2 separate regions of the Homo sapiens genome follow, and region 2 is linked to region 1. A link is a loop called in an ENCODE intact Hi-C map of the cell type or tissue named here. Cell type or tissue: IMR-90. All regions are shown on one strand. Each heading gives the region's core, and the rest is flanking DNA. Links, peaks and the distances in the headings are about the cores only.

The links. Peaks named below come from ENCODE experiments on the same cell type or tissue, not always from the same donor. Only the 100,000 strongest peaks of a DNase experiment are listed, where the experiment ranks them.
Region 2: a loop joins it to region 1, with 15 times the contacts of the local background. A loop is called at or near these places in 6 of 110 quality-filtered maps.

Annotation. Positions count from the first base shown.
Region 1 is chr5:136,761,705-136,777,921 of GRCh38, reverse strand. It overlaps CTB-1I21.1 (a long non-coding RNA gene), which reads right to left. Exons shown (of 4, transcript NR_188339.1): 4 at 14,418-14,980. Among named protein-coding and RNA genes, the nearest start is that of CTB-1I21.1, 35 kb to the right of the region's middle. RefSeq lists an enhancer at 7,623-7,712. In IMR-90, for the core only: a CTCF peak has its summit at 7,649 (motif pointing right); no DNase peak of the experiment used is centred there.
Region 2 is chr5:136,418,437-136,434,653 of GRCh38, reverse strand. It overlaps the pseudogene HNRNPA1P13. Among named protein-coding and RNA genes, the nearest start is that of TRPC7, 61 kb to the right of the region's middle. In IMR-90, for the core only: a CTCF peak has its summit at 9,599 (motif pointing right); no DNase peak of the experiment used is centred there.

The DNA of each region.
Region 1 (16,217 bases), core at 2,809-10,808:
CGAGGATCCTGTCAGGAGGCTGGTTCAGCAATCCAGTCCAAGGCAGATGACAGCCCAGGTTGGAGGCAGACATAAGGGCACCAAACTAAGAAATTTAGGAGTTGTAGTTGACAGCAGTGTTTCCAAACTTCTGAGGGTCTTTAGAATTTGGAAACTGGAAATTGGAATCCTGGGGATTTTCAGGAATTTCCAAAATCATACCTTTTAAAAAAAAAACTTTGAACATTTCTCATATTTCTTAATTATTATTATGGATAGCAGAAAAAGTTGTTTCAATAAATAAGAAGTAAAAGGAAGGTTTAGAGACTTTATGAAGAATTGTAGCCTACAGATTTAAACACTGGAAAATGCTGGCACATTTTTGGATGGTACTGCGATAATGTAGTATTCAGATCTCCCAGGGAGATAAATGATACTTCACAGAATCGCATGTCAAAATTGCCCATTTTAGGATGTAATTTATTTGCAAAACTTACTATTTCTTGAAGCACCACTCATAAGATTTGTATAAAGCATACTATATTTATAAGCTTATTAATATTCATTTTACTTGAAAGAATGACTCACTATTAGCAGCAGAGAAGGCCAAGGACACACACTCATAAACATGTCCATAGCTACAAAGGAAACATTAATTAGATTATGACTGTCTTTGGGCTAATGTCTGGTTCCTAGAAATGTCCACCTTAACCTTTGATTTTTCTTGCCAAATTTTCCTGTTCTTGTTTGAACTTCAAGCCAGGAGTGTCTTTGTGTTACTCGTTAAGTTTTAACTCTCAAAGGAGATTTATATTATTTGTTTTTCATTTTCCTGATTTCTTGACTGATTTTTCTCAAAATTGAGGTGTTCAGAAAGATGTAAGTTTTCCAAGAAATACTGGAAAGGAATTTCAGCATGGAAACACAGTGCTCCTGGTAGATTGGCATGGTGAAACAGTCTGGCTGAAAGGGGGCAGATGAATCTTGTGCCTGCTTTTATGTGTTCTCTCCAAATCGATTAGTTTCCCTGAGATTGGTCATCATGGGAAAGCTGAGGCAGGTCAACTAACACACAAAATAGACATTTGAACATCAACAACTAACACACCACTCCATTATCCACAATGAAAATGAAATTTCCAAACGGAGCTCTCTTACTCCTCTTTTAAAAAGTAATACACCCATTCAGCCTGGACAATGTTATTACTTTGCATGAGAACCAAGAGATCCACCAACAAAAGAGGCCCAGCAGAGGAACAACTGAGAAGAAAGGCAGACAGCTACAAGCACACAAGAGGCACTGCTTTCTCTCCTAAATTACTTCTTTTTAATGTACAAATTGTGAGGTTTTTCTTATTACTGGGGGAAAAATGTTAATTTGTAAAACAATTGGGACTTTTTTCCACAATAAAAGCAAGAAGAAGAAATTGGAATCATCCATAATTCCAACTCGCAAAGATAACCACTGTTTATATAGAAAAGGAATTCTATGTATGAGTACACACAGACATGTAAAACTGGTCCTGTTTTGTTTCCTGTTTTTTTCTACTAAGTATGTTGTAAAAATGTTTCTGTGCTGAATCAGAGACTGCTATTTGTGCTCACTTGCTCTTTAGTAACAGAATCCATCAAAATGTTTTATGATTGTCCACAATTCTTTTAAAAACCCTACTTCCCAGCCTCCTTTCCATCTAGATGTGGCCATGTGACCAAGTTCTAGCCAGTGGAAGGGATGGGAGTACTGCACTGAAGGAAAGGGATATGCCCTCCGTTGCCCACTCTTGCTACTTTCAGCTAAAGGGAATGAAGACAAAGTGTGTACTGTCTTGGATCATGCTCTACAAGATAATAGGATAGAAGAAGACTGATAACAAGATACATAGACTGACAACAAAATAGAATGATAATGAGACAGAAGGCTGATATGACAAAATAGACTGTTAACAAGATAGAAGACAGAGGAACAAAATATAAAAAGACTGGGGCCCTGAGTGACTTCATGGAGCAGAGCTACTGCAAGCCCTGGACTGACCATCTCCAAACTGTGAATAAGGAAGAAACTCCCATTTTCTTTGCTTCATTATAAATTGAGTCTTCTTAATAGTAGCTAAATCTATATCCTAATACATGTCTCCATATATCCCTCTACAATACAGTTTGAATGACTGCGTATTTTTCATTATATTGATGTTCAATATCAAAATTTACTGAATTCAACTAAGTATAAATTGTTGGCCATTTCTGTTGCTTTTAAACTTTTCTTCATAATCAATTCCACTGCAATGAATATCCTCGTACATTAAAACAAGTAATATACCCATTGGAAGAGCAGAGAGCAGGCTGAAACACAAGTCTTTCTAAAATCTAGGCCTCTTCTCATGGGATCAGATACTCTGGACTTGGTATGGGGACAAGATGGGTCAACTAGAGATTTGAACATGATTCCTGGAGGTTGATTCTCTTTTAGGCACCTTACCAAATTATTCCTTGATTCAAATCCTGGAAAAAAACATTTTTTTACACAGTCATTATCTACTCCTGAAGATTAGGTGATTGATAACTTGTAAACCATGGCTGTGTCATAATGAAATATGCATGGTTTAAAACATAGAATACAGACAAAAACATTAATATAGGTATAAGACAAATTGAGATTAAAAAATAAAAAATAATCTGATTATCTCAAGTATCGATAAACAAAGTCCAAAGTCATCAAATAATCTCAATCCTTTCCCTTTGTTTTTGAATCCAAGCAGTGTTCACCCAGATGCATGAGAGAGTCTGAGCAGAGATGAAAGTAGAGATTAGATTCTTCTATCTACTGGTTTATGATAATGACCCCTGTTAGAACTTCTAATAGCATAGTCTTCTCCAGATGCTTTCTCAGAATTGTGACATGTATACTCATCTAGGAATGTGTAGCTATTGGTAGTGTTGAAGTTTATATGTGAACTTCACATATAAATTGGCACAGTCCCCCTTTTTTGAAGCATTTGTTATAGCTTTCTCCACAGGGAATATTTTTCAGGCTGTGTAGGAATAAGAAAATTGGGAGGAAAATGAACGCTATAGAGAGTCAGAGCTCTTAAAAATCTTAAGAATCTTAAAAATCTTAGAAATCTTAAGAATCTTAAAAATCCACAGCTATTTATATATCTTGAAATAAATGGCCTTCCTTTGATTGGAAGAGGCACTTCTAAAAGAACTTTTTTTAAAAAAAAATTGAACAACAGCATGATGGTAAAGTGGGAGAAAAAATGATCTAAGACCTGTCTGTCTGGTATAAGTTTCTCTTAGGACAAAAATCAGAATGACCATATTATCACACAACCTGAAGGAAAAAAACAAGTTATTTGAAGAGGTAGGTGGCAGATCTTCCACAAAATGTTTTGTGAGGCAAAGGATAAAATCAAGGAACTGATTGACAATGGGAGAAGAAACCTTTGGCTTGCTAACGTTTTTTTAAGAATTGAGTTTACTTTGCAAAGGCATTTGTGGCTAATGAAATTGGATAGGATGTTATTGTGTTCTTAGAAGACATTTTATGCGGAGAGGACTGGGATACACTTTCACAATTTTATTCTGTTGTTTTTTAAAGTATCAATTAATTGCTCGACTTTGGTTCATGCCCATTGTGAGGTAATCAGTGCAAGATAAGGATATAAGGATGCAGAGTGTCAGGAATGGGCAGTGAGGTGGATTTGTGGCCAGATCTTAACTGACCACGTGGATGATGGCATAAAGCAGATTATCAAAATCTGCCAAAAAATCCAGGAAATTCAACATTAAGTCAGAGTATTCTAGAGCAGTGTCTCTCAGCCTGACCATTGACCCATTGAAATATTTTTTAAAAACTTTAAACTTTGATGCCTGGTTCTTACCAATTCTTACTTAATTAGTCTGAGGAGTGACCTGACATTAAGATGTTAAATGTTCCCCAGATAACTCTGATGTTCAGACTATGTTGAGAACCACGGATCTAAAAGGCTGGCCAGGGCAATGAATTAGTGGTATCTTTTTGTCTCTTCACTATCTCTTGCAAGCCTAGGGAATCTAGAATGCACTTTCCTTTTGGACACTAGTTAAGCCAGACAGGGAAGACTACTGAGTAAGGTGATGTCTCTCCTCTCTGCACCCGAACCCTTCGTGCAGGGTTTAAAACTGTGTCTTTGTTCTTGTTCACACCAGTGTTTCCCCTTCATCTGGGCAATCAAACCCTATGCTTAGCATCAGAGCAGCTGGTGGTGCAACCCCGGATTTATAGAATCTGTTCTTTCTTTTCCTTTGCATTCTTTGTTTTGTTTTGTTTTGTTTGTGCTTTGTATTTACCTGGTTTTTAAATTTTTGTGAATTTTACACCAACATAAAACAAATGGAACTGTCACTTTTGCTTCCTAAACTACATAGCTGGTTTCATATAAGGGCATGTTTTACTTTTTTAATTTTTACGTTCATCAAATATTAAAACATGTTTTAAAAAATTATTTATTATTTTCTTTTGAATATTGCCCTGGGACTCACCAGCGGCTCATAATTGCTCTGCTTATATTTGACATTCTTCGTCAAAGGACGCTGGCGGCCCTAGAACTATAATATCTGATTGCTGCAGAGCAATGAATTTTCAACAAAGGCTTTTAGAGCTTCTACAAATTACCTGCTTCTTTTTAAATGCTCTATTAATGATCCAAAGATCTAAAGATCCAAAGTGTGGCATCATTAGAAAGTGCATTTTCCAGCTGGACAACTCATCGTACATACAGTATATCTGCATTTGGACTGTCTGTCCATGTTAGGAGTCTAGGGTCAGCCTGACCTGAAGCAGAGCAGAGATGCAGCCACACAGGCAAACATGAGAACCATGCTTTTACTATGAATTTAAATCTCTTGCCACGAACTGCAACTGGACCTTGTCTAGGACTCCCCTGACAGGGGCAGCACGTCCCGGGACACGAGGGGGTAGGGTCTTCTGAGCTCCTCTATTCACCACCTCCTGGCTACTGTCTTTCCCTCCTCCCTTTTCTCCTCCAGTTGCCATCTTCTATGGTTGGGCTATGTGTGGAGTAGAGGTGGGAGGGGACTGTGTGCCCTTGGAGCAGCAGACAAGGCAAGTGTGTCTGCTTCTTGATCTTGAAATGCTAAAATCAAACCTCCAGGGATGCACATTTCAGATGCTTGTGGTTCGGGCAAAATAGAGAGTAGGATTGGGCTGCACAGCTGGGCTCATGGCTGGTGGCTCAGACTCCAGCACTTGTGGGCTGTCAGAGTCCCTAGAGCCTCCCACAGTGGTGCTGTCCTTGTGTGATGGATTAGCCCCCTGGGGCCTCTTTCAAGGCTTAACAGTGCAGTGCCCACCTCTGTGCCCTGCTCCACAAGAGCCAGACATGAGGGAGAGGATCTGGCTCAGAGCTGGTTACTGCTAAAGCTAAGATGCATCAGCATCACCAGCCCAGTTCACCCCCAAATGCAAGATGATACACATCCCTGTTGCCATTGAACTTGGGTTGATTTTGAGTAAATTATTGATTAGCCATCCAACTTCTAGAATAATCATTTTCAAAGCTTCCGAGTCATCTGGTAACTTGTTAAAAATACAGATTTTCAGGCCATACCCCAGACCTTTTAAATCAGAAATTCTTGAAGGTGAGGCCTTTGATAGAATACTTCAGGGGAGTATTATATCAAACAGTGATTATGGGCAGAGGGGAGGGAATCAGCCTCACTGGATTACAAACCCTTGGGCAAGTTACCTAAGCTTCCAGAGCCTCCATTTTCTCATCTGTCAAATGGAAGCATGAGAATTGTGGCCTCGCTGGGTGGTTATGGTGCTCATTTGGAATGGAGCAGTGAAGTCCTTAGCACCTAAATCCCAATAAACATGAGCCCTTGTTCTGATCCTTTGTGGAATCTGCCTTTGTGCTTCTCTTGCGCTTCTGTTACTTTTTATCCTATAATCTATACTCAGGTAGTGAGAATCATTGCCATCCCACCTTGGGATGTGTGTCTTGCCTTCCTACATCATTCCTGTTGCTGGGAGCTGTTTCTTCCACCCAGACAATCCCTCTAGTTGGAGAGAGGTTGTCCCCCACACATTTTCATCGCTAAGGAAAAGGGTTCTCAGGAGAAATGGCAGGGAAGTCCTTTAACAAAACATGTCTGTATCACCCCTTCACCCATTCTGGCTCCCCAGACCATGGCTTTAGATTTAGGGGCACTCATGCAATCTCAAGGATATTTGTTCCTAGCTGTGCCCCATCCCAGAACCTGAGCATGGAGATATTCAAGGGCAGCAGTGACAAAACTAACAAATCAACCACATCTGCTAATGAGGGGCGGGAACTGTGCCTGGTGGTCGGGGTCCTTGGAGTGTGTGTGCTTCTGACTTCCTGTGACAAGGCATGGGTAGGGCACTTAGGTGAGAATGAACTTGGGCTGGGAGACAGCAGGACAGTTTTTGTGGGAAAACTCTCAGTCTCCACACTTTAATGGAAGGAGGTGACACAAAACAGTATCACTGTGGAGTCGTGAAAGGGTCTAGGTTACCAAACACACTGGTGTTTGAATTTTAAATCTTAGCCTAGCCACCTACTAGATAATGAGTCATGGGGCATATTATTTCTTGGAGATTTTATTTTCTCTTCCATAAAATAGAAATAATACCTCCAGCTTCCTGGGGTTAATATGATGATTAAATTAAATAAAGCATATGAAAGCACGTCTACAGATTATACCCCCACACTAATGTAAACTGTGATTTTTGGGAAGAACACAGATGTGGAATCACAGATGGGCTTGAAGTTCTGCTTGGCTTCTTCCTACCTATGTGACCTTATGCTTAACCTCTTTGAGCCCTGGCCTTTCCATTTGTGAAAAAGGGAACAGGCCTCCCACAGGAGCCCGCGTGGTGCTTAAATAAGATAGCAGGTGATTCGACACCTGCATGGATCAGATATACGGCAGGGGCTTAGTGAGTGCCAGAGCCTCCTCTTCTCCACAGATAGACGGGATCCTTCAAAGGGCTGGGGTGGGCCCGCTGGCTCCCTAGGTGGCTCCGCTGTGCTTGTTACTTCTGGAGCCTGTTGTGTCCACTCAACCCCATGCTTGGGTGTCAGATTCATCTTTTTTGAGAGCTTTGGTATTTAAAGGAAAAAGCCCCTTTCAAGGTGCTCCATAACTTGGGAGGAGTTGGCTGGGGTCTCTCTTGCTCTCTTCATTGGAAGAGAAGCGACTTCTCTTCTGGGATCTTGGCTCCAGCCATGCATACTGCTTCATTTCCTTCCTCTCTGACTCCTTGCAGGTCTTTCCTCATCCAGTCTTTACCCATGTCATCCCTCCTTCCTGGAGTCCTTCCCCAACCTCTCCACATACCACAATGTACTCCATGCTTAAAGGCATGCTATGGCTTCAGTCTTTTTGAGCCTTTCCTTCTCTGCTGCGACTTTATCTCTCCCTGAAAGCATATATTATCTTATTTGATTTCAGTGTTCCATTGAGGGTGTGCCCTCATCTCCTGAGGAGATTATACTTTTTTTAGGACAGGCACTGTGTCCCTTGCAGGTCTAGTGAGGGTGCCAGGTGAATAGTAGGAAAGCAGTGTCTATTTACCATGTTGAAGGAAAACGAAATATGTCAGCTCAGCGAGCAGTGAGCCTAGACAGCCACTTGGGGGCGATGAAGGACCAGACTGTGAGTGGGCTGGAGCATCTGAATGAGGAGCCCAGGCCAGAGACTTAGGGAGCAGGGGCTGTTGCATCACAGTCAGAGAAAGGTTCTCCGAGGAGGGTCAGAGGGCCGAAAACCCAGCAGAGGAAATGGCCCAGAGCCAGGCCCCCTCAAACGTCCCACGCTTGTTAATATGCCTCCAGTCATCCCAGAAGGGCCCGGGGCTGCCTCTGGAGTGCCCAGAAATCTGAGAGCCGAGGAGTTCTTCCAAGGGAGCATGTCCCCTCTGTACCAGACACAGTGCTGATGTAGGGGGTTCCTGACCTTCAGGGCAGCCGGATTAACCCTGGCACAGACCAGGATCATGGTTGGAGGATGGGGGGAGATCATACTTTCTGTGGCCTCAAGAAGCCAAGAAAAATACCCCAGAGCGGAGAAATCCACAGATCCCACCACACTGTGCTCTGAAAGCTGCTGCTAACAAGCCTTAGCTTCTTAGCAGCCAGTGCCAATCAATTTGGGGAAATTTGCCAGATGGGCTTTATCCTGGCTGGTGCTCCCAGCCTAGCTCTGCTGCCCCACCATGGGCCCCCGCTCCTTGCTCTGAGCTGACAAGAACTACCTCCTTCCCTTGGTGATGTGCGATTGTCACCCTCCTTGGTCTCACCCACACAGCCTCAGGGACACCTCCCAGGTTCAGGCAGGAGTAGCTCTAGGGTGCATAGGGGTTTCATTATTTTTCAGCAGCCATATTTCCTTTAGGCCTTGGCCTTCGTGGGACTTGTGGGAGGGTTTACCTCTGCCCTGTGTTCAAGGTGAAGGTTGTTGAGGTCATGGTTTGTTGGAGGGAAGCTTTGGCCGCAGTTGCAGAGGTAAAGCAGTGGTTGGTGGGGTGAGAACATGTGGTGCGCTGGCCTGGGTGGCCCAGTGGGATTTCTTTCCCCTGGTGTCTGGATGAACGTCCTGGGGAAGCACCCTTTGCATGACAGCTGCAGTTAATTCTGATTTATGGCCTCTGAGCCTCCCACCACCACCTGGAGAAGGAGCTGTCAAAATGGCTTTGTGGCAGACGTTGCTGGTATTTTTATACTGGTGCTCCCTGCCCTGGTCCTGGTGTGGCCTGTGCACCCTCTGTCTGCTAGCTCTGTGGAGAGAAGGCCAGCTCATCCTGGCCCTGCCTGGCTTGGCCCACTTAACCCAGGTCTGGCTGGCTATGCCCTCTCCCTCCTGCCCAGCTCATCTTCCCTTGACTGGCCTTGCTGACGCCCTCCCTGACAGATCCTATCCCTGCCCCTGCCCTGTCCCTTGGCTGCTAGGTGTTCCTTTGGTCCTCTCTGCACTTGCTCTTTCTCACCTGTGACTAATCTTTAGTGACATATCCTTCTCATTCTGGCCGTGAGCCCCTGGAGTATAAAACCGTGGTTGCTAGTCTCTGTTAAATCAATTTAATAAATGTTAACTGAGCATCCTCCATGTGCCAGGCGCTAGCTAGGTGCCAGCAATGCTCATGGAGCTAGACTAGCAGAGAAACACACAACACAAAGGTCACGGGTAGTGACAAATGCTACAAAAAAGCAAACAGTGCATGCGATTGAGATCTACTTTCAACACATCAGAGGTAAGTGGCAGTCATATTGAAACCTGAAAAAAGAAGGTGCCCAAGGGTGAGAGTCCTGTCTGTCTCTCAGACGGCTGCACCCCACTGCCCATGTAGACAGGAAGAGCATCTAGCTGAGGGTACAGCAAGTGCAAAGGCCAGGAGGTAAAACTAGCTTACATTTCTAGAAACTGATGAATGAGCAGTGTGAATTCAGTGGTTGATAGGAGATGAAATACTGCCAAATTTCACATGTCCAAGCTGAACTCATTTCCCCACAAAACCTGTCCCTCCTCTTATCTTTCCCATCTCCATTCTTCCACTGCTCAGGGGCCAAACTTCGCAGCTATCCTTGACCCTCTCTCTCACTCTGTAGCCGCTCTCTCAGCAAGTCCAGTCAGCTTCATTGTGCATGATGGCCATCCTAGTTCAACTCCACCTGGAGTGAGCAGGAGTCTCGTACCTGATTTCTACCCCTAAGCAGCCAGAAGGAACCTTTGAAAATGTAAGTTAGATGACAGCACTGTGCTGCTCAAATTCTTCTGTAGCTCACATCTCATTCAGAGCATAACCCGCAAGTGCATACGGTGACCCACAAGGCCCGGCATGCACTCTGCCTCTCCTATCCACTCTGCTCCAGCAGCAGCCTTGATTTCTTCATACATGCAAAGCACACACCCTACCTCAGGGCCTTTGCACCTACTCTTCTCTCAGCTGGAGGACTCCCTGTTGCATCCCCTTATACACACTTATCCACATGGCTTTTTATGTCTCTGCTTGAATATCAACTTATTATGGAGGCTTCTTACCAACCTGTCTACTCCTCCTCAATGTCTCCATCACCCACCCTGTGCACTTTCTTTGTTTTTTCTTTCTTTTTTTTTTTTTTTGAGATGGAGTCTTTCTCTGTCACCGGGCTGGAGTGCAGTGGCATGATCTCGGCGCACTGCAACCTCCAACTCCCAGGTGCAAGCAATTTTCCTGCCTCAGCCTCCCCAGTAGCAACCTCTGCCTCCAAGGTTCAAGCGATTCTCCTGCCTCAGCCTCCCAAGCAGCTGGAACTACAGGTGCGCACCATGACATCCAGCTAATTTTTGTATTTTTAGTAGAGATGGGGTTTCACCATGTTGGCCAGGATGGTTTCCATCTCCTGACCTCGTGATCCGCCTGCCTTGGCCTTCCAAAGCCCTGGGATTACAGGCATGAGCCACCGCGCCCGGCCAGCACTTTCTATTTTTCTCCCTGACATTTATCACCCTTTGATGCATTAGTTGTTTGTTTGTTGTCTGTTCCCCTTAGGATGGAAGCTCATTGGATGTAGGGACTTCATTCTGTTCATTGCTGTATCTCCAACACCTGCCTGGCATGTGGCAGATCCCCCAAAATATTTTGGAGGTCAGAAACATACACAGGGGTGGAACATGGAGAATGTAATAGACAGTATTAAGCACTGTAGGTTTTATTCTAAAAGCAGTAAGAAGCCATTGGGAAGTTTGTTTTTATTTTTGTTTTTTTGAGACAGAGTCTTGCTCTGTCACCAAGGCTGAGTGCAATGGTGCAATCTCGGCCAACTGCAACCTCCACCTCCTGGGCTCAAGCGATCCTCCCACCTTAGCCTCCTGAGTAGCTGGGACTACAGGCATGTGCCATCAAACCTGGCTAATTTTTGTATTTTTTATAGAGACAGGGTTTTGACATGTTGCCCAGGCTGGCCTTGAACACCTAGGCTCAAGCAATACACCTGCCTTGGCCTCCCAAAGTGCTGAGATTACAAATGTGAGCCATCATGCCTGGCCCCACTGGGAAGTTTTAAGCAGTAGAGAATGTGATCTGCTTTGCATTTTGAGTTTACTGTGGATATATTATGGAGAATGACTGGAAGCAGGGGTCCAGAGATGGAACTCAGGGAATGTGCTGGTGGCTTGCATCAGGATGGTCAGTGGATGTGAAGAGAAGAATGTGAGCAAAGTAATTGGCAGATGAGCTGGAAAGAAGCTGGTGCCCAGGGTCACAGACTCCTCATATGGCCCCAGGCCTCTGTGACTCACCGTCAGCCAGGCTGGGCACTGAGGAGGGCCTGCTGTGCTGGCGCTCAGGCAGATGCAGGGAGTTTAGACTCTGAATTCTTCTGCAGATGGGAGTCTGAACTGAACCATCCACACTTCTCCCTTCATGCCCAACGATGAACATCTTAAGAGCAAGGCTCTGTCTGTTTGCAACACTCTTCATTCCACTCCTCACACATACACACTGCTGAAGACATTCAACACTGCTGGAGGTTGGAGTCTCTGACAGTAAATGCAGAGACAAACTGGAATGCAAGTTGTCTATTAGGTCATGCCTGTAATCCCAGCACTTTGGGAGGCCAAGGCGGGTGGATCACCTGAGGTCGGGTGTTCAAGACCAGCCTGACCAACATGGAGAAACCCCATTTCTACTAAAAACACAAAATTAGCTGGATGTGGTGGCGGATGTCTATAATCCCAGTTCCTCAGGAGGCTGAGGCAGGAGAATCACTTGAACCCGGGAGGTGGAGGTTGCGGTGATCTGAGATCATGCCATTGCACTCCAGCCTGGGCAACAAGAGCGAAACTCCCTCTCAAACAAACAAACAAACAAACAAAAAACAAGATGTCTATTAGGAATGAACACCTGTGGAAGGAAGGGGAGGAAGCAGGAGGATGGGTCAGAGGGAAAAATCAAAATACAATGTATACCTGACAAAGCCTTGGCCCACTTGATAAGGAGCATGGGAGCAAAGATCACCCATCAGTGTTGGGCTGAGCTGAAATGGCTGGCCCTATACCACTGAATACAGGCTGCCCAGGAAGGTGAGACCCAGGCTCTTGGCAGCTGAGGCAGATCCAAGAGGAGCTGACAGCTGGAGGTGCCTGCTGTATTCCCCCAGCAGCTGGGGAGCAAGTCCTTCCTTGAAGGGGATTTGGGTGGCTTGTCTCTGAGTGTACTATGGACGATATACAATTGCTGAGGGCTACTTGAGTGAAGCCCACTGTTCCTCCCCCTATGATATAAACTGGTCCCCAAGAAGAGTTAGCAACAGCTTGGGCTCTTTCTAGGCCTCTGAGCCAACTGGCCTGAATTGAGCACATGAACTAGACGCTAGTCTTGTATCAAAGAATCTCTTCAGACTCCAAAGAATACTTACAGATGAGATTCATTGAGAGGGCAATTCAGAGTCATTTCAGCCTCTGTTATGTTGTGGAAAGATATAGGCCTTGTGATCCCAGACAGTCTAGTGTTCCAATATGGTTCTGCCAAACACTAGCTCATGAGCCCAGGCAAGTTGACAAGCTGTCTGGAGGTATTTTCCCTCTTCTGTAGAATGTGTGTAATGATATTCAGAAGATAGGGCTGTCTCACTAATCTTGTCTTCTCATTGGCCTGCAGGTTTTGTTGAATGAATGAGTACCATTTGTTGTCAGATACTTGCACCCTTGTCTCACGCAGGTCACAGCAGTCATAAGTTCCTGGAGGGCAGGGGCTTCTATTCACACTCACAGAGATGTGAACAGGAGCCACCCCTATTTTAGCACTTCTCAGTGCATGAGATTTCTTTGTCTAATTGCCACTTCTCCAGCCTGTGTGCATTGCCATTTTCATGACTGAAAATGTAGGGCCTGGTCCAGAGCCTGGCCCAGAGTTGGCCCCCAAAACACATTAGTTGGAATGGTTGACACTAGCCGTAACATCCTGGGGATTCAACATCAACCCAACAGTCAACTCATGACATCCTTTGAGAACAAGTCCCAATTTTACCCTGACCTCAGCCCATCTTTCTGGAATCTCATTTTCATGGCAGGCTATACGCTGCCCCAGCTGGATTATAAAGTTGATCAAGAGTGGAGCATTTGCCATAGCTCACTGGTTCAGAGGCATTTTAATGTCACCCTGGTAAGCCTGTCTAAATTTCTTCCTGTCAGCTCTCTTTCACTTAGAAATATTTTTTTTTCTCTAGGTTGTGAGATAAAAGATTGCATATCCACAGAGGAAAACATAGCCTTTGATAGGACTCCAAATAATTTATGTTTGGCCAATTCAGCAAATTGCCCCTTGGTTGTTCAAAGCACAGTCCTTCACTTTGCTCCATAAAGTCTTGTGTAGTAGGATAAGCACCTGCTATGGACCTAGAAAGACCTGAATTCAAGTCCTGTGAGGTCTTGAACAAGTCTGCCCAACTTCTGAGAGCTTTGATTCCCATATCTGTGATGCTTATCTTGCAGGTTGGTTGAGAGTTTAGAAAAGTAATTGCCTGATACACTACACCTGCTCGACAGCATGCACTTATCATTTCCTTTTGCCAAGGGAAGGAGATAGAGGGTAGGCAATGCTGATGTCTGTTTTATTTAATGCCGTGTGATTTACACTCAATGTGGGGACATGGAAAGTTCTGGCATCTGCTGCATTGACTCAGGACTGAGGAGGTCAGCAGGAGTACAGGCACCTGAAGAAGTGAAAAGCCATAGTATGGCCCTGAGAGGGACTGTCACAGAAAGTAGGAGCCTCTGAATTGTGAGCCAAAAGACAGAAGATTGAGCTTCTCTCCCATCAGTACCATCAGCACTTACATTACTCTTGTGGCAGATAGAACTGAGAATATGACTGAGACCCCTGCTCTGTCCTCTGCCTTCAAGAGAGCCTGGCTGTATCCTAAACACTGAGAAGTAGGCTGTTAGGTAGACTTTTCCAGGGAGGGAGAAGGAAAAGGGTTGGGGCTTGTAAACTTATAAACCAGACTGGAAGCTCCTTAAAGGTAGGAACTATGTCTGTATGGTCACTATTGAATTCTTAGCACTGAGCCTGACACACAGGAGACATTCAATATCTGTTTAATCCAAGCCAAGTTGTACATAGATTTTTTTCCATCCATCCATCCATCCATCCATCCATCTGACACCCATTTGCTAAGGGCATACTCTGTCCTTGGTACTGGATTGGTTGGGTTTATAGAGACAAAGTCAGCCTCTTACAGCTCACAGCCTAAGCAAGGGAGACAGCCATGGGTAACCCATAGTACCAGTGGGGACCAAATTTTCTGATAGAGAGGAGCCCTAGGAGCATGAGGTAGGCATTCAACTTGTGGGAGGTAGAGAAAGACAAAAAAAAAAATTCTGAAGGAAGGGCAGGCAAATCAAATAAAGACACAGGTCATCTAGTTCAAAGCTGTGATTTTCCATCGTCTCTTTATAAAGTTTCTTTGGATAGTAACATAAGGATATCTGTAAAATAGCTGGCCCTAGGTATTTGCTCTCCAAAACACTGCAGTTGTCATCATTATCATCATCTTCACTGCTGTCAACACTGTTTGCTCTGCAGGGAAGGTAGAGGAGAGTACCTGTGTCTTGCTGGTTTGTGTTGCACATTTACACCATCCTGTCCCATCTATGCTTAGGGCCAGGTCTCTTAGTTTCCTCAAAGTTTAGAAGGTCTCGGAGAAAGGAGTGACCTGAGTAAGATGGGGGAAAACTTCCAGGGTCCACAGGGGATCCTGAGGCTCTGAAGGACTTGAGAGGATAGTGAGGCAATTTGCTTGACTTTTGACCTTTCTTCCTGGGTCTTCCCCTCCTCAGTGACAGTTGGGCCTTGTGCCATCCACCAGGTGAGATCACAGCATTTCTCTCCTCTGGAGGACACAGCATCAAAGTGCCATCTTGGAAGCAGAGACCAGCCCTCACCAGACAACCAAACCTCCTGAATCCTTGATCTTGAACTTCTCAGCCTCCAGAACTGTGAGAAAATAAATGGTTGTTCTTTATAAATTACCCAGTCTCAGTTATTTTGTTATACCTGCACAAAATGAACTAAGACAGAAATTAGTCTTAGCATACTTGAGAGAAGTGAAGAGGGAGTTCAGCTCTGGTGTGGACCTAAGTTTTCGTGGAGGGTGCTAGAGGTCACTAGTGCTGGCTTTGGGAAGCACACTTTGTTCAGGGCATGGGACACATGCCTATCAATCCAGGCTTTCCCAAAGGCTCTTGATTATGAGTTCTGTCCTCATAGTAGATAGGAGACACTGCAGACATTCACATGTGGGAAGACTGATGGGGAGCTCCAGCATTCAGATTTCCATCAAACCACACATCCTCAGCCTCAACGTGGTATGAACCAGCCCATGGCCAACACACCACTGTTTCTTTTTGTTGCAAGGTGGCCAGTTCAGATTGGCACTCAGAAGGGAAGGTTTCTAACTGAACCAAATGCCAACCAACAACACTCAACCTTCTAATCAGGAGACAATTTAGTGGTGAGTGAGTACTTCCAGGTCTGGCTGTATGCTAGTTACATGCAAAATAAAATCTAATAGATCTAATCAAGTCATTCAAATACATTTATTTGTGCTTAATTAGGAGCAAAGGGGCTATAGTGTTCAACATCTCTATTCTCTTGGCATTTGGCTTCTAAAATTCACTGCTATGGCCTATGCTTCTCCAAAACATGATTTTTTCCTACAAATTTGATCTCTGTGTGTGTGTGTGTGTGTGTGTGTGTGTGTGTGTGTGTGTGCTACAAATTATTGGGGGGTTTATAACCACATTTGATAATAAATTAACACATTGCTAGAATTTACACTTCTGGTCTAAAAAGCATAGAGGGAAGTGATCCAACACCTAACTTCTCTGCAGTGTAGGAAATTATTGAGTGAAAAGGGTCTGGCTGATTGGAAATTATATCCTCCTAACAAAAATCCACTATGTTTCTCTCCTTCATATGCATGTGAACCCGTGTTCTCTCATATTCTCTTGCTGTCTCTCATACATGTGGTAGGAGGCAAAAGAAAAGGGTTTTCTGGAATGTTCTGGAGCTTATGGAAATTGTTTCCATTTTTCAGGCTTTTAGAGGTGGTAACAATGCAAAATACTACTTGGTTTTCAGTGTGGCTCTGATAGGGAGACATTGATTGTATCTCATAAATGAATCTTGTCCAGACCTATATGGCCTAGTGAGAGTTACTGATTTCTAAGTA
Region 2 (16,217 bases), core at 5,451-13,450, 350 kb after region 1:
GGGTGCAAATAATTAAACACAATGAAGAAAATGCTCTGATACGACTTATGTAAGTGTTAGGAGAACACAAGAGGGACGACCTACTCTGCCAATAAGGGGACTTGCACGGGGAGGTGCCAACCAGAGCGGTGAAGGGAAAATCAGATATGCTAGAAGAAGAAATCCTAAGTGGTGGTAATGAAGAAAAGATAGGCAGAGGCAAAGGAGCAGAGAAGAGCAGAGCTTGGTTCTGGAATAAGTTCAAAATGGATGAAGGATGCGGCACCATGGAAGGAAAATGTGGATGCGGGTGTGTGACGTCAGGCCCCATACATCAGAGAATTCGGATGTGTCCTTTGGAAGTGATTGGGAGGCATTAACCTGAGAAGACCGTGGCCAGATTTTGATCTCAGAAAGCTCACTGTGGGAACCATGGGACATAGAATAGAGGAGGAACAGGAAGAGATGCTAGAGATCATAGGAGTCTAAGACAGCGACTGAGGCAAGAGATAATATCCTGGAGCAGCGGGAGTAGGGGGCGCTAAGGAGGTGATAAGAAGAGAAGGGGCAGAGTTCAGCACCTGCCAAAATCCCTGAAGCAGGCACAAGTCCAAGTCCATTATCTCTCTCAAAATGAAACTCACCCTAACATCTCAACCCCTTCAGCCATCATAAAACTAATTCAGTAGATCCAGTTATAGATCCACTGAGTTCTTCATTACCACCACTTAGGATTCCTTCTTCTAGCATATCTGATTTTCCCTCCACAGCTCTGGTTGGCACCTCCCCGTGGAAGTCCTACTATTGGCAGAGTTGATCGCCCCTCTTGGGTTCCCCTAACACTTACATAAGTCCTACCAGAGTATTTTCTTCATTATATTTAACCTCGCTGTGGTTAGAAAGGAAGGGATACACCACCTCTGAGCATTGGCGCATTATAGTTTCTCTTTAAGTCAACAGGCCTGGCAAGAATTTCAAAATAGTGGTCACCGCCATGTTTTTGGGTACTGATTGCCTTTCTAAAGCATGTTGGATGGGAAACTTGTTTTTGACCTTGCCCTTTAGTCTTGCTTCAAGGTTGATTGAAATTCCTGTGCACACTGTAGTGTCTGTAAATCTGGAGTTTACATTTAATCTTGCCATTCATTTTTCTCCCACATACCCAGGATGAGGATAATTCTCTTTATCCTAATGAGATCTGGATTGCAGAACCATGCCACTCTATTTAGTGTCTGGTGGCAGCTTGCACAAGAGGTTATCCCCTCATGTCATGGCATGTTTACTCAGATGAAAACAGAAACAGCAGACTGGGCAATTACTCTTTGAATATTTAGTGAGGATGGAAATGGTCCAAGCTGTCCCTCCACTGAGAGTTCTGAGAATGAAGAAACAATCTACTACACCTGACATGGGAATTGTGGTAATGACTCCACCTCCAAGTTTCAAGTAGTTATTCTTCCATAAGTTGTTATTGAGCCCTACAATGTTCTGGGCCCTGTGCTGTATACTGGGGGCTACCAGAAAGGGGGGTCCTGAGGGGTCATGAGGGCACAGGAGAAGGTGGTTCACATGTTCCCATCAGAGCTCTCTGGAGACACCTCAGGTGCTTCTTGGCTCTTGTGGAATGTGGGGCTGGATTGGAGCTGTAGGCATACTAGAGCAGAGCCTGGGAGATGCTCTTGGCACTCAGGGCATGGAAGTCCTCAGCTCAGAGACTCTGATTACACGGTATGTAGACATATGGGGCAGAAAGACTCTTCTTCTGTTGGGGAGCTGCAGAGGTCACCACCCCTGTTGGGGAGCTGCAGAGGCTCTGACCTGGTGGACTCTGGGAGCAGGCCAACAAGAGTGTTGATATCTCTTTCCCTTCACCTGAGCTTCTTCACCTGCAGGAGTGTCCCCACTTCCTCCTAGAGACTCCTTTCTCCTTCTTTGCAGCCTCTTTGTTCACGCAGACCCAACTCCAATGGCATCTCCTCCATGAAGGCTTTCAGATAACTTAGGGCAGAGTTGATACTCCATCTTTAGTGCTCTCACAATTCTTGTATGTCACAGAGGAGGTGGCACTGTAGCTGGGCTCAAAGAATAGGTAGGATTCTGGAGGCATTGTGTGTAAAAAATATATACATGGGCCAGTCACAGCGTGATGTCTTGGAAGGGTGAATGCATTCAGTCACTTATTCACTCACTCACTCATTCATTCTATGTATATTGTTGAGTTCTGACAAGGTGCCAAGTCAGTGCTCAGTGGTGAGAATCCAACTGGGACTCTGGTAGAACTGGTCCAGGCCTGCACAGAGAGGTAGGTTAGTCTCTCTCTCACGTGAACACACACTTGCTTTCAAAAACTGACATGCTGCATTGACAACTGCAGCCTCTGTGTTGTCCTGACCTGCTAGTTCAGTCTCAGGAAGAGTTGAGAGTTTATGGCAGATTAATAGCAAAATGCTACAGAGATTTGCATATGGAAGAGAGAACTACAATATTCATCCAATTTTTAAGTACAAATAAGGCTTTTTCTTTTTCTGTTCTTGCTATACCCTGGGCAAGAATCTTCTTAGAAATTGTATATCTCTGAAGCTAATTGCAGGATGTATTTTTCTGGATTTTTTTCCATTTATTTCCCCACAGAAAGAAATATTTGTTTCTAAATGTAAAGAAGATCTTCTGATCAGTTATGTATCCTCTGGAAATAAAAATGAACTGAATTATTCTAAGTTGAATGACATAGTATTTACCACAGTGGAAGAAAAAAGATGGGATATAATTTCTTTTTGAGAACCAGTCAGAAAACTCAAAGGGATTTTCATATACTCATACCAATTATTGGGGCTGTATGTATTCCCCCAAATTTGGGTGGTTTTGACCTCAGCCTGATTTTTGTTATAACTGTGTTCAACCTCCTGTTCAGTGAGTTATAAATGAGTTAAATGGTTTATTACTCTTCAAATAAGTGAGCTAAATGAAGTTTTATTTGGAAGGAATGTATGATACCTTTTGAAATAACAGATGGTTCACAAGAGGGTCAGAGATGGTCAGAGGGTCAGGGGATATAGGTTTATGGGCCCAGAAGCCCAAACTTGCACCACTGTTGAGGGTAGAATTCAGCAACTACTGCCAGTCATCAGGTCAGGCTCAGGTTGTAGAGGAACCAGCAAGAGATTCTCAGCCTTCATTCATCCAACAAACCCATTCTGAGAGATCCAGGTAGCCTGTAGTGCAAATGGGGAACAATAAGTACCCTGCAGAAAAGAACCTGGAGAAACTCCAATGGGCAGGAAGTCATGACATAAATGATCATGGAGGACAGAGGAGAAAAGCACCTCCCCCAGCCCCAGGGAGGAGGGAGAGGTGTGATGGAAGGAAGAAGGAAAAGGTGATACATAAAGAAAACTCAAAGGGCAAAAGAAGTGAGCCAGGTGAACAGGGCTCATGACATGCCAGAGAGAAGCAGCAGCATGTGCAAAAATGTGGGTGTGAAGTGTGGCCAGACATGTTGCAAACTGCAGGTCACTTCATCTGGCTGGAGTAGCAAGGGCATGAAAAATATGGGGAGGAAAGGGGGCCTGACTGTACTGTGGACACCTGTTAAACACTATGTTTAACCATTGCTAGGACCCAACCAACAACCAACTCTGGAGTCCTTCTGGGGGAGCCTCAGCAAGTTACTTCAACTCCCTGAACCTCGATTTTCTCGTCTGTAAAAGGGGCATAATAGCAGCACTTCCATATAGAGCTATAAATGAACTAGTAATCAACATAATGTACATCGTTTTGCCTTCATGGACTTCACATCCTGGTAAGTAACACATGCAATATGCTTGGCCCAATAAAAAGCATAGTATAAGTCCTTAAAATATTCTAACTGACCTGTCTTTTACTTTTGGTCACTAACCTCATTATTATTACTCTTTGGCTTATCTCAAGAGAGAATGTTCTTCCTACCAATCTTCATTTCCTAGGGATCTCACCCCCAAAAACTCCATGTAAAAGCCAATCAGATGATTCTTGCTTTCCTAATTTTCACACTTCATGCTCCAATGTGAAAATATTGCCTTATGTGACTATTTCAGTGCTAATTAGAAAACACATTTATTTATCCCTTTTATTACTTTGTTCAAGATAATTAAATCATTTATTGATTACACATGACAATGGGTGATACACATACTTCATTTCCATCTTTAATTTTATCTGCTACCATTAATCAATTTAGATGTATTCCATAGGATGTGCTAACAATCATCTTTATAACAAATAATTCATGATTTCCCTCTTAATGGCAAACTTCAGGTCACAACAGTAACCATCAGGTCAACTACACCAAGGTTTCTGAAGACAATGGGTTTTCTACCCAGAAGATTGTAAATAAATTCCAAATAGAATCTGTCATCACCCTGAAGGAATCTAACTTCACACTGTTGGGGAAGTTTACCAAGGTGGCTTCAGAGTAGACTAACTTTACACAGAACATTTTTTTAAAAGACACATTTATTCAGCATCATGTCAGACTATTACATTTAGCAATCAATAGCATGGGTGCAAAAACAAAAAAAACTACATTAAAACCCTTTGTTGGAATGCTTTATACTTTCCACAGAACAGAAACTAAAATCACTGGTTATCCAATTAGTCACAAATACAATTCTTGAGTTTTTTGCCCATACATATGAGTATTTGTCTAAAGCATGTCTTATTTGTAGCAGCTAGGCCCTGCCACCACTGTGCTTGGCTGAGTTCACAAATCTGTTGTAACCTGTAGCTTTCCTGTCACTTCTCTGACTCTCCTCTCCTGCTAAGCTGTTTCCTGGCAGTAATGAAAATCCTCGGACACTGCCATAGCTACTGCTGCTACTGGAACTGGCATAGCCACCTTGGTTTTGTACTTTGGCAAAGTATTGGCATCTACCACCACAGGGGCCAGACCTTCTTCCTCCAAAGTTTCCTCTCTTTATGCGTCCAAAATTTGAAGACTGATTGTTGTAATTGCCAAAATCATTGTAGCTTCCACCACCTCCAAAATTGCTTGCATCATTACCATATCCATTATAGCCATCCCCACTGCCACCATATCCACCACCACCAGGGCTGCCACCAAAGCCACCATGACCACTGAAGTTCCCTCCATGACCAAAGTTGTCATTCCTGCCAAAACCACCTCCACGACCACCACCAAAGTTTCCAGATCCACTTTGACCTCTTTGGCTGGATAAAGCACTAGCCATCTCTTGCTTTGACAGGGCTTTTCTTACTTCAAAGTTGTAGCCATTCCCACAGGATGGTATTTCTGAATGACAATCTTATCCACAGAGTCATGGTCATCAAAGGTTACAAAGGCAAAACCCCTTTTATTGCCACTGCTTCTGTCAGTCATGATTTCAATCACTTCAATTTCCCCATACTGTTCAAAATAATCTCTGAGGTGATGTTCTTCAGTGTCTTCTTTAAAGCCACCAGCAAGTATCTTTTTTACAGTTAAGTGGGCACCTGGTCTTTGAGAATCTTCTCTTGAGGCAGCTCTCTTTGGTTCCGTGTTTCTTCCATCCACCTTGTGTGCCTTGCATGCATGACTGCATCCACTCCTCTTCCGCAGTGGCATATGTGTCAAACCCAAAGCCCCTGGAGTGCTTGGTGTTTGGATCCCTCACTACCGCACAGTCCGTGAGCGTTCCCCATTGCTCAAAATGGCTCCTCATACATTCATCGGTTGTTTCAAAGCCCAACTCTTTGATGGAGAGCTTCTGCAGCTGTTCAGCCTCTTTAGGAGACTCTGACTTAGACACAATGACAGTCAGAAGAGGGACTTTAACAATATTTCCTCAGTGTCATCCACAGGCAGAAAGCTGTTTACCTTTTAAACGGTAAATGGTAGACATCCCATGGGGAGAGACATGAACTACATACAGAGTAAAACCATTTATACAAGGAAACTGACCCCTATAAATTAACAAGGAAACTAAATGAACTAGAAAGAACTTCCTATGTTTCCCGAGTTTCAAAAAGGAGTCTGTCCATCTGATACTAACCAAAGTCATAAATAAAATATTAGCAAATGGAATCCAGCACTGAGTTTAAATAATGAAAACTGATGTTAATGGCAGAATGTTTCCATGGTAGGAAATGCATTAATATAATTAATCACATCAATATATGGAGAGATAAAAGGAAATGACAGTTTTGATCATGGCAGAGTAGCTTCTACTGAGTGACTGAGATAGAAGCTCTGACTGCGGTGAGCCCAAGGGTGAATTAGATGAGGAATTGAGACAGCAGTTATAGAAGAGTCTTTCCAGGCTTGTAGGAAATAGCATAGGAAAGAGAGAGATGGGGTAGGAGCTTGAGACAGTGCACAGGGACAAATGATAAGTTAGGGTATGTGCCTTTTCAAGGTTTAAATATTAGAACATATTTATAGCCTGCAAGATAGGTGTCAATGTTGGGGGAATGTGTCAATATTAAAAAAGGGGAGGGGAAGGGAGGGGAGAGGAGGGGAGAGAAGGGAAGGGAAGGAAAGGGGGTGAACCTTCCAACTCTCAGTGAGTCTGATAAGGGGTTAAGAGCACAGACTCTAGAGCCAGACTGATGGGTTTGCATCCTGTCTCCATCATTTACTAGCTGCGTGTGACCTTGGGCAAAATACTTAACCTCTCTCTGCCTCATATACTCCCCTGCAAGGTAAAAATACTAATGATGCCTTCCTCATAGAGTTGCTATAGGATTAAATGAATTAATATTTTATAAAGTGCTTAGAACAATGTCTGGCAATATCTGTCAAATAAAACAAATAAAATATCTGTCTTCTACTAATTAATTATTTGTACTATTTGTTATTAATATTACCAGGTATAGAAAATGTATTATTGTATCTATTGTAGAATAGAAATTATTCCTTTCTGACTGGGTACAGAGAAAAGGATGGCAACAGGAATTGAAAAGATGCCAGATAATTAGAAGAAGAGTTGAGATCAAAGGTTGCCCATGCCACCTATGATCATCATGGAAGAGAGGCCGGATTCCCCGGAGTGTTGAAGGTGATGAGTCAGCCAGAAATCCCCAGATCCCACTCTGCCCCAGGATCATGTTGGCCATCATAACAAAACAAGGAAGGAGTGTGAAGGAAGAAGAAGTCAGAGCAGAATAAAGTGGCACCTGGGGTGAAGAGAGAGCCCAGGAGAAGAGCCAGGTGGTTAAAGAAGGACCTCCATGTTTGTTCCTTTATGCTTCCATATTATTTGAATCTTTGATAATGAAAATATGTCAATATAATATTTAGGCAGCTAAAAGAATGAATAAAGTGCAAGATGTAACTATCCAGGGAAAGCGAGAAAGGGCACACAGGAAGATCTCCCTGTATTGTTTTGTACAGCTGTATGTGAATCTATAAGTGCATCAGTAGAAATTTCAATTTAAAAAAAAAAATGATAGTGTGTTCTTGGGGGGAAAAAAATCCCTACACTGTCTTCCTCACTGTAATCTCAACCACCACATCAGGGGGACACAGGAGTATATATTTTATATGTAGAAATTAAAATTATGACAAAAGGCACACTTCTGTCTGTGCATAATATATCATGGACCAGGCAAAGTGACTGAAGCAAAGGATATTCTGACAGGCGCTTGAGGGGGAAAGGCCGGCAATCAGCCTCTCAAGGGCCTGTGAGAATATCCTTTGCTTTGGTCTCTTTGCCTGGTCCATGTGTTTTTTTGGGTTTTGTTTTTGTTTTTTGTTTTGTTTTGTTTCGTTTTTTAGCTCAGAATGTTGGTGTTGTCAGTGTGCTAAGAACTGAGCAGCATGTAAAGGTGGACAAACAGGAGCCCAGTTCACAGTATCGACAGATGAACACATTTGTCATGTGTTCATGACAGCACAACCTAGTCACTAAGAACAGGGGTTTTATTAAAAGGCAACCTTTAGATTCTAATCTTTCTACTGCCACTTACTACCTGTGTGGCTTTGGGCAATTTTCTAAACCTCTCTGGGCCTCTATTTCCTCATCTGTAATAATTAGACTATTACTGTATCACCTTATTTGAAAGAAGAAATGTCGGGAGTCTTCATGATAAGCATGGCAATTAACAAGTATGTTGATATTGACTACTCTCAAAACTTTTTGAAGATAATAGTTAAGGAACAAAGGATGTATTACATGCAAGCCCAAAGAAAACAGAGTAGGCAAAAGGGGAGAGTGGCATCAACAAGATTTTTGGAATATCGAAAATTGCTGAAGTAACAAAGTAACAGACCAGACTGAACAGAGGAAGTTGAAACCTAAAAATGTCTACCCAGACTTTCTTGTAAAATCCAAGTATAAAAGAATTAAAAGGTATTTTGGCAATCAAGGTTCTCTCTTTAAAATGGGACCTAAGACTCAAAGAACAGCAACTTGCTCAGGGAGACATGGCAGCAAGAAGCAGAGCTGGAACGAGACCAGATTAGATCATGACATGCCAGAGAGAAGCAGCAGCATGTGCAAAAATATGGGTGCAAAGTGTGACCAGTCATGCTGCAAACTGCAAGTCACTTCATTTGGCTGGAGTAGCAAGGGCATGAAAAATACGAAGAGGAAAGGGGCCTGACTGTACTGTGGACACCTGTTACACACTGTTTAACCATTACTAGAACCCAACCAACAACCAGCTCTGGAGTCTTTCTGGGGGAGCCTGAGCAAGATACTGCAACCCACTGAGCCGTCTTCCTGGTCTGGCTGCTGATGACCTAACTCAAATCCTAATGCTTTGCCATTAGGTATTTCTTCTTCCTTGATATGATATCTAAGCAGGAATGTCCGGTGCACTGACCAAAGTCAGGATCTTCTGTTTTTCCTAGTCTGGGGCTATAGAAGTCTGCAGGAAGATTACTGAGATGGGAAGAAATGAAGAGGGAAGAAAGGAACTAGATGGAGCACTTCAGCATCTCCACAGCCAAATAACCTTGGCAGACTGTTTGATTTTTCCAGAAAGTATCTGCAAAGGCAGAGACGCACTGCAGAAGACAGCGACATGAAGGAGGCCACTTTTGATATCTTGAAACTAGTGGAGGTTCAGAATGAATTTGCTGCTCCTCTGGCCCCAGGTGACAGAGCTGTTGGAAGCCTGAACGGAGTTCAGCAAATTAATCTTGCATATTTTATGGGTCCTGAATGCTGCATTCCTGATGTTGATTACCGACTCCACCAGTGAAGGGGGGATTTGTTTTATGGTGATTTCAATTACAGATAACTGTTATACCCAGAATCACACAGCAGCTGCTTGTAAACCAGAACTTGATATGAACGCAGGCTGTCGAAGGCCAAGGACTGCCCAGAACATGCTTTTAATTTAAAGCTGATGAGAAATAGCTGTTTCTAGAGAAAGAAGTTCTGTTCTTTTCATGTTTTGTGTGCTTTGAATTCAGTATAACACAGAAATGAAATATGACAGCATTCATGCTTAATGCGCCTTTCTGGTTTTCTACTGGGGATAACCGGGATTTTAATATTGTTATCTGGTGGGCAGAGAGAAATGACCTAGCAATCCTGACACCCCCAACTTGGATTCTCTGCGTTATAGAATAGGTTCCTGGCTTCATGCAAGGGACTCGGGAGGATGCCTATGCATGACACCTAGAAACACCAGGGGGCGCTGCAGGGTGGCAAAGGGCCTTCAGGCATGCAGGCTGTCTAGGCAATGAAGGCCTTTTTCCTTGTCATGCTTGGCGACTGAAAGACAGCCTTCCTCTGCTTAAGCCACCAATGTGTGCATAGCCAAGGGCAGCAGGCTAAGCATCTCCATTTGAGAGACCAAGTCTCAGGCAAGTGGTAGCCCCATCGCAGAGGCCTAGAGCATCACAACTGCAAAGGAGCAGGCGTTTAGTATAACCCGGCATTTCACTGAGGGGAAACTGAGGTCGTGGGGGCAGGTCAAGGTAACAGGAAATTGGAATCTCACCTTGGACTAAAATCAGACTTCAGTGCTAATTTCAGAAACCCATTATTTTCATTTTCTTACTGATTCCTCATACCAGAGTCTGAAAAGGCAAAATGTTTGAACCTTTCATCTCTTACATTTTCCATCAAATCATCTTGAAGAATGCCACACTGTTGGGTTCTCTTTTCTGTTTTAAAAACCTGGTGGTCAGCCCTGTAGGTATCCCGCCCCAGGAACAATGGTTTACAGTAAAGGAGAATGACAGACTCAGCCCTGTCACCCTCCAGTGCCAGTGTGTGTAAGTGTACAGAACAAATTTATTTCCCTGTGTCTACACTTGCATAGGTTTGACCCTGTGCACATAAGTCCTAACCCCTCCCAGCCTTTTTCTTTCTGGTCCAAAGAGTACTCCCTGCATTTTCCATTCCACAGGCCTGGCATGAATCCCACACACTAATATAATTAATTTTAATTTTTATAAAGAAAAACAACGTATTGTTGAGATTTGTGGGGATCCCCATGGAAACCAGGAATCCATATCCTCACCAACCCATGACACACATCAAAGTAACTATTTTTATACCTAAATGATTAGCATTTAAGCCCTGTTTATAGAAATCTCTCTAGCAAATTCCCAGTAATTGCTCCAGGCTCTTCCTCTCAGACCTCCTTGTCTGGCCAGACACAGCTGCTGCTTCTTCCTAGTCTGGCTGCTGATGACCACATCATCCCAGCTTTGGGATGAGGACATTTTGCTTTTCAATTTCTCATTGCACAGATTTAGGGAAGCATACATCTTCCCAAAAGGCAACTCCATTCTCCTGGAGCTGGCCATTGCAAAGGCCCATGGGCTCTGCCTCACACAGAGTGTGTAGAGAGGCTGGTCCTTGTGCACCTCCCAGCCTGTCCCCGATGGCGGGACCTGACTCATCGCCTCCACCAGGATGCTCCAGACATCTTCATGCACATTGTCTCCCAAGCCCCTCTGCACTCTTGGCCCCAGATTAGGAACATAGTCCTTCTATACCCTCTATCCAATGCCAGCAACCCTCCTGCTCTAGAATTAACTTCTTCTCAGGTTGACAATGGAAACCTCTACTTCCTCAGGAAGCCACCCGCAAGTGCACCCTGGAAAAAAAAGTCATAAAACCCAACAGTATCTGGCTTTTTACTACAATAAATAACAGCCCAAAGCTGGGTATGGTGGCTCACGCCTATAATCCCAGCAATTTGGGAGGCCAAGGCAGGCTGATGACCTGAGCTCAGGAGTTCAAGACCAGCCTGGGCAACATGGTGAAACCTGTTTCTACAAAAAATACAAAAAATTAACTGGGCGTGGTGGTGCACACCTGTAGTCCAGCTACTTAGGAGGTTGAGGTGGGAGGATGGTTTGAGCTTGGACGGCAGAAGTTGCAGTGAGCAGAGATCGTGCGTACCACTGCACTCCAGCCTAGGTGACAGAGCCAGATCCTGTCTCAAAAAAATAAATAAATAAAATAACAGCCCAAGAACTATAACAATGGTCCAATCTACCCTGCCTAAGCTTGACCCTGGTCCTGTTCATAGTCTTTCCTCACCGGAAAGAGATGAGTTCAGACAGGTGCCCCTCTCGCCCTCATCTGGTCCTAGCTCCCTTCTTCTGTCAGCAGATGCCAGAGTGAGAAGACACATGTGTTTTCTAACACTGGGCATGGGCAGGTCAAACACAGAGGTAAGAACAAAACAGAATGAAACTGAACAAGCTCCAGCTCAGAGAGGACACACTGCCAGCATTACCAGCTGTCTTTTCAGAACAGAACACTCAGAATCTCAGTTTGTAGGACTTCCATTTTGTTGTTTGGTACATGTGGGAGCTTCCCCAAGAAAAATGAGGTGGTTTTTAATTACCCAACATCTGCATGACTGGAAGCCCCTCCCAACCCCACCGGAGAGAGTGCTTGCGGAAACGTAGGAGGATCTACCCCCAAAGACAAGTTGCAGTGTTCATTCAAAAATGTGGAAATTGCCTTCAACTCCTCAAATGGCAGCATCTCCAACTTCTAAAAAATATATAGTACCTGCCATATAGTACCAATGCATACCTCTGATGCATTCAGAGGACCCTCTCAGTGCAGATACCAACATGGATGTTTCTAGGCTTCTTAATCCACAAGGGGTTCTCTGCAAATGCAGCTATGTTTAAAAAAAAATTAAGACAGGGAACAGCATGATCAAGTATTAAAGTACAGTTTTTGGTAAATTGAAGCCTTTAGGGGAAAATGATATAATAAACATGATGGCCCAACTCAGCACATCAGTTCTTTGAAAATGCTTCGATTTTTTCTTTCCAAATAAAGAAGTGGACTTCCGGACCCAAATTAGTAAGAGATAAAAACCTACTATTGTATTATGAACAGCCAAGAAAGGGTGAGTTCTGCATTCAACAATGCGCGAAATATTAAGAGGGCACTCACCTAGTTTCAGGCACAGGAGAGTAGAATCTCACCATTGAGACCACACTACCATGTGATTTGAGTCAAGGCCACCCTGTGAGCTCCACCTCTACTTCCCCTGGTGCCATCATTTCTCTGGGCAGCACCATACTACTGGACATATCAGTGGCTCTGAAGGCCCCAGTGCCAAACCCAGATGCTGCTGCTCTCTGAGAGGTCCCTGGGTGCTCAAAATCGCAAAAGATCATGAAGAGGTGTGTGGGGAGTGGCATGGTTTATATGCTCTTGGAGGCGGGGTTCCTATGCTCTCAGAGGGGCCCAGAAGCAATGTTCCTTGGTCACTTCCCTTAGAGCCCCCTCCAGCAGCCTGCTCACCACAGACCTCAGTCATCCATCAGACAGAGCACAAGATCAGAGATAAACAAGGAAGAAGGTCTTTTCATTGGATAACACTTGACACTTCTCAAGTTTGCCCTGCCTGGTTCCTCTGCCGTTAGGATAAGTTCTCTCCAGGAGGCTCCTTAGTGCCTGGTGCAATGAGAATTTCGGCTGGCTCACTTCCTGATCTAACAGATACACCAACTTGTGCCTGATGCCCAGTGGGCATTAAGCTCCATGCCCCCCAGACATAGATGACACACCAGCCTGGAGGGTAGAGCTACTATGTCTGCCCTGTGCAGTCATCCAAAATGTGCCCACACTCACTGGCCTCCTGCTTCTCATTTTAGTACCCATTTCTATCTCAGGGCATGACATCTGTTGGTGGAATTGACTATTGTTTAACGATAAGGTTCAGAACTCAACAACCAGGATGGCGAAGAAGATGGCTGGCCGCTGGGGCATCCCTTCTGCCAGCTGTTGGGACTGCATGCCTTAGGACCCTCTTCAAAGGGAGGATGAGAGCTGCTCATTCTCTTACTCCTCTCTACTGATTCTCTGTGAGCCACAACTTACATTGGTTGCTGCCTCGGGAAGAGTTGAGATCCTACATGGATCCTCACCTATATGGTGAACTGAGCACAGTGCCTGGCACACAACAAGCCCTGACCCAAGCATGCCCACTCTCCAACATGTCCATTCATCCAGAGAGCTCTTGAATTTCTTAAGCCCTCCTGGGTAACATATACATGCAGTCCCAGGCTCAAGGAACTTAGAATATAAGAGATACACAGACAAAGCTGCAGAAACCCTTACTGAGATAAATATCAGAAGACATCTTCAAGGAAAGCAACTTCCAGTGTAGCCAGAATATTCGCCTTAGTGCAAGCATAGCCACGATCCTGGGCATGTGCTTTCAGACCCTGTTTCATCCATTTCTTTGATGAATTTAATTTTGCCCCTTTTATTGATGAGATCTGGGTGCACTTTAGTTTCTGCCTGGGTTGACAAGGAAATGAGTTGATGAGGTATAATCTTCCAATAAAGAAAGTACATATGGGAGCATATGTTAGCTCCGTAAACCAACAATCTCCATTGTAACCATTGAATGATTATTTCCTATCTTTCCTCAAATGCTCCATGGGGAAGCTCTCAGCAGGAGGGACAGAGTGAGAGGATGGAAATCAGCCCTGAGCCAAAGCAAACACTCTCTTTCTTTGCTTCTCTTGCCAATGTCACTAAATTTATAGATGGCATAATTGGAAAGCTCGGCTTTTAGCCAAGTGTTGTTTTCTGAAGGGGTCAGGGGTGGGGGAGCAATAAAAATGTTAATTGCTCTACACGCAAGCTCAAGGCCAGCTGCCCCCTGCTCCTATGCCACATCAATCATTGCAGCCCCTAGTCCTACCCAGAGATGAGGCTTCTCTAGTAGAACTCCCAGTAAGAGGAATAATCCACACTGACCTCCTCAGGGGCCTGCAGCTTCTGACTGCAAGATAAACATTTGCAATATGGGCCTTATATTATTTCCAAGGCTCTGGAAACTCCATTCTCCAACTCAGAAACCGAGGGTCACTCTGTTTCTGAGAGTGCAGAATGAAGCAGTGTTGGACCTACTAAAGCAACAGTCCCACAAAGACAGAGACCCCCACCTGTGACTGCTAGATCCCGAGCCCCTGGCACTGAGAGAAGCACAGTAAATATTCATGGTCTCTCCCCTCTGGCTACTACCTTCACTTCTTCCCTCATCCCTCTACCCATAGACAAAGACAGAGAAACACAGATACACCCAAAGACTCAGCCAGACACCTAACAGGACACATGCACACAACATAATACAGGCACACACACACTACACGTTCACATATACCCCTTTCCCCCACTTCCCCATGCACACACACACAGAGACAACTTAACCTTAATAACAAAATGTAGGGCTAGAATTACCATTACTTATTTCATCAGCTTGATGCTCCACTTTCCTAGTGAAAATACAGCAATTTATACCGTGTAGGGGGGTGAGTATTTTGTTTCATTTATCTCCCAGCTTCATTGGCCATTAGAGTTTTTCTAAGGCCAATCTCTTCATTTTTAAAATGGGAACTCAGAGGCCCAGATAGGAAGGGAGGCTGCTTAAGTGAATTAGAGAGGGTCAGGAATGAATATGGTTCTTTGTTTCTTAAGCTAAGTGATCCCGAGTTCCTTCTTGTGATGTCTCAGCCATTGTGCCCACCTTGGCCAACCTGGTAACAAAAGGGACTACCATTTATTGTGTCTCCCAATTCCCAGACATGGGACTAGGCCCTTGGCACGTGTTATCTCTAATCTCAATGTCAACACTTCGGGGTACATGCTATCATCTCCATCTCAGCACTAAAGAAACCAAGGTTCAAGGAGGCAAAATATTCAGATGAACCACATGAATCTGTCAATATTCATCATCATCCAACAAAAATGGCAAATTAATAATTTTCCACAAGCCTCAGAGCAGGTAAGTGGCTGAGCCACATTGTGCCTCCAGAACCCTTTCCCCTCTCTTGCAGCCTCCCAGGTATACAGATCAGCCTCCAGCTCCTCTGACCCCGACACTGGCCTGTGAGCCAGGCCTGCACTGTCTACCTCCTCGCCTTGGCAGACCCTGCTCACTGACCACTCCATCACAGCTGTCTCCTGTCTTTTCTGTTTTTTTTTGTTTTTTGTTTTTTTTTTTTGGAGACAGACCCTTGCTCTGTCACCCAGGCTGCAGTACAATGGTGCAATCTCTGCTCATTGCAGCCTTGACCTCCTGGTCTCAGATGATTCTCCCATCTCAGCCTCCTGAGTAGCTGGGACCTACAGGCATGAGCCACCATGCCTGGTTAACTTTTTAAAATTTTTTGTAGAGATTAAGTTTCACTATGTTGCCTACGCTAGTTTCAAACTCCTGGCCTCTAGTGATCCTGCCTCTTTGGCCTCCCAAAGTGCTGGGATCACAGGCATGAGATAACGTGCCTGGACTTCCCTGTCTTTTCTGATCTCAGCTCCTTCTGCTTTGGAACTTTTCCTCTCTCATCAGGACTCTGACTGTTGCTTTGACTCTTCTTTTATCCATGAGGACAGCTTGTGCCCACACTGACCCTACGCTGTCTACACAGGTCCAGACAGCTTCTCTCCTTTCCTGGACTGTCTCTCCTGGACTGTCGGAGCCTCTTGAGCACTTATGCTTCACATTTTTTTTGAAGTTTACTTTAAGCTTAGACACTGCCTTGGCTTTAAAAATATGTCCAAATGATTTGATATTCCAGCTTTCAAGAGGTGAAGTTTAACTCCCCTCCTTCTGATTGCAGGCTAAACTGAGTGACTCGCAGGCCCACATGGTGAGAAATTGAAGGTTCTTGCAAAGTCACATGAATGAGCTCGGAAAAGGAATCTTCAGCCTAGTCAAGCCTCAGAGACTGCAGCCCCGGTCAACAGCTTGACTTGAGAGTTTCCAAGTCAGAACCACCCAGCTAAGTTGCTCTTGGATTCTTTACCCACAAAAAC